Linked DNA regions of Homo sapiens: region 1 is linked to region 2. A link is an interaction called in ENCODE POLR2A ChIA-PET data of the cell type or tissue named here. Cell type or tissue: GM12878. All regions are shown on one strand. Region 1 overlaps PIK3CB (phosphatidylinositol-4,5-bisphosphate 3-kinase catalytic subunit beta). Region 2 overlaps LOC124906289 (a long non-coding RNA gene).

The links. Peaks named below come from ENCODE experiments on the same cell type or tissue, not always from the same donor. Only the 100,000 strongest peaks of a DNase experiment are listed, where the experiment ranks them.
Region 1: POLR2A ChIA-PET joins it to region 2 with 6 read pairs; 5 of 35 experiments call an interaction of 5 or more read pairs at or near these places.

Annotation. Positions count from the first base shown.
Region 1 is chr3:138,716,345-138,718,844 of GRCh38, forward strand. The region is part of intron 8 of PIK3CB (phosphatidylinositol-4,5-bisphosphate 3-kinase catalytic subunit beta); the gene reads right to left. Among named protein-coding and RNA genes, the nearest start is that of FAIM, 110 kb to the left of the region's middle. In GM12878, no CTCF peak of the experiment used is centred here; a DNase peak (open chromatin) is centred at 1,287.
Region 2 is chr3:138,897,549-138,900,048 of GRCh38, forward strand. LOC124906289 (a long non-coding RNA gene) reads right to left here. Exons shown (of 2, transcript XR_007096114.1): 2 at 2,207-2,500. Among named protein-coding and RNA genes, the nearest start is that of LINC01391, 45 kb to the right of the region's middle. In GM12878, no CTCF peak of the experiment used is centred here; no DNase peak of the experiment used is centred here.

The DNA of each region.
Region 1 (2,500 bases), 180 kb before region 2:
TATAAACCTGTGCAAGTCTCTCTCAGATCAAACTCAAACAAAAATCTACCTTAGAAGCTGACTAACCATAATCACACATGTTCTTTCTACCACAGTGACAATGGTACCAGCAGCTACTCAGTCACCTCTGTCTCCTACTTTCAATTCATCATGAAGTCTATGCTGTATACAAAGAAAAAGTTGATTTATGATGTAACCTTAAATGAAAAACAGTATAACGCAACATACCATCAAAATACTATACTATAGCAAAATATTATCAAAAGCACAGCCAGGTGCAGTGTCTCACGCCTGTAATCCCAGCATTTTGGGAGGCTGAGGTGGGTGGATCACTTGAGGTCAAGAGTTCAAGACCAGCCTGGCCAACATGGTGGAACACCATCTCTACTAAAAATACAAAAATTAGCTGGGTGTGGTGGAGAGCACCTGTAATCCCAGCTACTCAGGAGGCTGAGGCAGAAGAATCACTTGAACCCAGGAGGCGGGTTGCAGTGAGCCAAGACTGAACCACTACACTCCAGCCTGGGTGACAGAGAAAGATTGTGTCTCAAAAAAAAAAAAAAAAAAAAAAAAAAAAAGCATGTTCACCTTGTAAACTGTGTGAAGAATACAAATAAAAGTAGTTTACAGGCTGGGCACGGTGGCTCATGCCTGTAATCCCAGCACTTTGGGAGGCCGAGGCAGGCGGATCATGAGGTCAAGAGATCAAGACCATCCTGGCCAACATGGTAAAACTCGGTCTCTACTAAAAATACAAAAATTAGCTGGGCACGGTGGCACACGCCTGCAGTCCCAGCTACTCAGGAGGCTGAGACAGGAGAATTGCTTGAACCCAGGAGGCAGAGGTTGCAGTGAGCCAAGATTGTGCCACTGCACTCCAGTCTGGGCAACAGAGTGAGACGCTGTCTCAAAAAAAAAAAAAAAAAAGAAGTAGTTTATAGTGGATAGCTGGAATATTGGTGATTGTTGTCTCCTCTGATTAAAGGGGGACAAATATTAAAATCAATGATCTTTGATTTTATTTTATATAATGTTACCTTTAAATATTTTTAAATAGCCCAGAAAGTATTATAAAATGGCTGAATGTCCAAATGTAAGACCCTATATACAGACATAACAGCAAAATGACCACAGTCAATCCAAAACTCATTAAATGAAACCATGAATGAAAATAGAAATTTTTTGTGGTTTTTTTTTAAACTTTCATTTTAGGTTTGGGGGTACATGTGAAGGTTCGTTACATAGGTAAGCTGTTGTCACAGGGGTTTGTTGTATAGATTATTTCATCATCTAGGCATTAAGCCTAGTACCCAACAGTTACCTTTTCTGCTCTTCTCCCTCCTCCCCGCTTCACCCTCAAGTAGGCTCCAGTGTCTGTTGCTTCCTTCTTTGTGTTCATAAGTTCTTATCATTTAGCTTCCTTATAAGTGAGAACATGCGGCATTTGGTTTTCTATTTCTGCATAAGTTTGCTAAGGATAATAGCCTCCAGCTCCACCCATGTTCCCTAAAGACATGATCTCATTCTTTTTTATGGCTGCACAGTACTCCATGGTGATCATGTACCACATTTTCTTTATCCAATCTGTCACTGATGGGCATTTAGGTTAATTCCACATCTTTGCAATTGTGAATAGTGCTGCAATGAACATTCGCATGCATGTGTCTTTATGCTAGAATGATTTCTATTCCTCTGGGTATATACCCAGTAATAGGATTGATGGGTCAAATGGTAGTTCTGCTTTTAGTTTTTTAAGGAATCGCCATACTGCTTTTTACAATGGTTGAACTAATTTACACTCCCACCAGCAGTGTGTATGTGTTCTCCACAACCTCACCAGCATCTCTTATTTTTTGACTTTTTAACAATAGCCATTGCGACTGGTGTGAGATGGTATCTCATTGTGGTTTTGATTTGCATTTCTCTAATGATCAGTGACATTAAGCTTTTTTGCATATGCTTGTTGGCCGCATGTATGTCTTCTTTTGAAAAGTGTCTGTTCATGTCATTTGCCCACTTTTAATGTTTTTTTTCTTATAAATTTGTTTAAATTCCTTATAGATACTGGCTAATAGATCTTTGTCTGATGCATAGTTTGCAAATATTTTCTCCCATTCTGTAGGCTGTTTACTCTGTTGATAGGTTCTTTGGCTCTGCAGAAGCTCTTACGTTTAGTTAAATCCCACTTGTCAATTTTTGCTTTTGTTGTGATCGCTTTTGGTGTCTTTGTCATAAAATTTTTGCCCATTCCTAAGTGCAGGATGGTATTGCCTAGGTTGTCTTCCAGGGTTTTTATAGTTTGAGGTTTTACATGTAAAGTAAATATAAGTGTACATTTACATTAAGTCTTTAATCCACCTTGAGTTGACTTTTGTTTATGGTGTAAGGAAGGAGTCCAGCTTCAATCATCTACATACGGCTTGCCAGTTATCCCAGCACCATTTATTGAATAGGGAGTCTTTTCCCCACTGCTTGTTTTTGTCAACTTTGCTGAAGATCA
Region 2 (2,500 bases):
AAGTGCCCTGTCCCTGCCGCTCTGACTGCCCATCCTTTGCTCCTGTAGAGCTTGACTGGATACCCTGTTTCCCTCTGCTGACCAATTCAACCCAGGGTCCTATATGGTGATCTTCAAGAAGCCAGCCAGAGCTGGCTGGGTGCGGTGGCTCATGCCTGTAATCCCAGCACTTTGGGAGGCCAAGATGGGTGGATCACCTGAGGTTGGGAGTTCGAGACCCGCCTGACCAACATGGTGAAACCCCATCTCTACTAAAAATACAAAAATTAGCCAGGTGTGGTGGTACGTGCCTGAAATCTCAGCTACTCAGGAGGCTGAGGCAGGAGAATCGCTTGAATCCGGGAGGCGGAGGTTGCAGTGAGCCGAGATCGCACCACTGTACTCCAGCCTGGTGACAGAGTGAGACTCTGTCTAAAAAAAAAAAAAGAAGCCAGCACAGGTGAATGACCCTCCCTTAGGACCAAGTGAAGAGAGCAGTTTCCTTCTGAGCTTTGGAGCTGCGTCCTCTAGAGGGAGGGAATTCAGTGGAGCAGCGAAGTTCTTCAAACTGGGGCGAGAGAGGGAAACTAAGGAAGGGTTGTAGGTGTGGCCTGGCCTGGGATCCTTTCTACTCTTGTGCCACTCTAGGGTCCATCCTTCTCCCTCTCCCTATAGGGGAGATGCAGAAGCTGCTCTCTAGAGCCTAGGTCTTCTGCCTGCTTTGGGAGTCCTTCCAGGAGTTTGTAGTTTGTTCCCCTGTCTCTTATTAGCCATTTTTTCAGTAGGTACCTAAGGCCTGGTTCCTTCCTCTTGGTCACTCAGGAGCTCTTCTCCAGACTGGCTAAAGCAGTATGGTTTGGGAAAAGCACTTGGCTGGGTCTCCTACATGTTGAGTTCAATTTCCTCCTTTGGGTGTGTTTTAGCTTCCAGCTGGGATTTTTGCCATAGTAATTATAACAACCACACTCTGCATAGAGACTCTAAAAGCTATATAGGCAAACACATAAATAGAAAGGAATTCCTAAGGCAAGCCAAGTAGTTATCAGAATCTCCACCCCTACCAGAGTCGGAAGCTCTGTACTTGCCTCCTGGTAACTGCTTAGTGAGAATTATTTAGCCAGCTTGGATTCTTTCTACAACCACATTGAAATCAGATATCCTGAGGGAAGGGGAAGGTTTATCCCACCCCAACCCTGTTCCTCTCCAAGCCTTTCTCATCTAGCCAACAGCACTGTCATTCACATGTCTGCTTGAGACAAAAACCTAGAGGTTTGCTTTTATTCTTCCTTGTCCCTCACCTCTCATCTTATCAGCAAAGCTTATTGCCTCTACAAAATGTGCCTGGAGTCTATCTTCTTCTCCTCACTATTGGGTGTCAACTGTGTTCATCTTGGACAATTGCTAACTGATCTCCTTGCTTCCACTGTTGGTTCTTTCTTTCTTTCTTTCATCCTTTCTTCCTTCCCTCCCTCCCTCCTTCCTTCCTTCTTTTCTTTCTTTCTTCCTTTCTTTCCTTTTTTTTTTTTTCCTTTTGATTCAGTCTTGCTCTATTACCCAGGCTGGAGTGCAGTGGCATGATCTCAGCTCACTGCAACTTCTGCCTCCCCAGCTCAAGTGATCCTCCCACCTCAGCCTCCTGAGGAGTTGGGACTACAGGTGCACACCACAATGCCCAGCTAATTTTTGTATTTTTTGTAGAGACAAGGTTTTGCCATGTTGCCCAGGCTGGTCTTGAATTCCTGGGCTCAAGCTCTTCACCCTCCTCGGCCTCCCAAAGTGCTGGGATTACACGCATGAGCCACCGTGCCCAGCATCTGCTTCCACTTTCATACTGCTACGTATCATTCTCCCCATAGCTTCTGGAGCCATCTTTTAAGACAATAAATCCCATCATTGCCTTGCTCACAACCCTTGTTGGCTCTTGCGGCTATGAGGAGAATGAACTCCTACTGAACTTTTGATCATTTCAGACTTCTTCATGGCCCAAGAGGCTTTAATGTGGCTCAGCCTTCCTCTCCAACCACGCTTCTTAGGGCTCTCCCCCTCAGCTACCTGACCGTCTCTGTTCCTCAGTGTGCCAAGCTTGTTCCTGTCTTCAAGCCATGGGATTTGTTGTTGGCTATGCTTAAAATGCTCTATGAAGATTTCCTCATGGCTGACTCCTTGGTATTTAGGCCTGAGTTCAGTTACTATTGCTCCATAGTGAAACACTCCAAAACTCAGTGGCTTCAAAACAACAATCATTTATTTTGCTCATATATCTGTATTTTGGGCAGGGCTTCATGGGGAAGGCTCATTTTGCTCCATGCACCATCAGCTGGGGCAAATCAGCTAACTGAGAATTTGCCTCTGAGTTGGCTCACTCACATGGCAGTCCTCTATGAGTTAAGCAAGGGTTGAAGGCTGGGGCTTTAGCTATTCTCCACGTAGCTAGGCTCCTGGGAATGTGTCCTAAAAGAGTTGGGTAGAGGCTGGGCACGGTGGCTCACGCTTGTAATCCCTACACTTTGGGAAGCTTCAG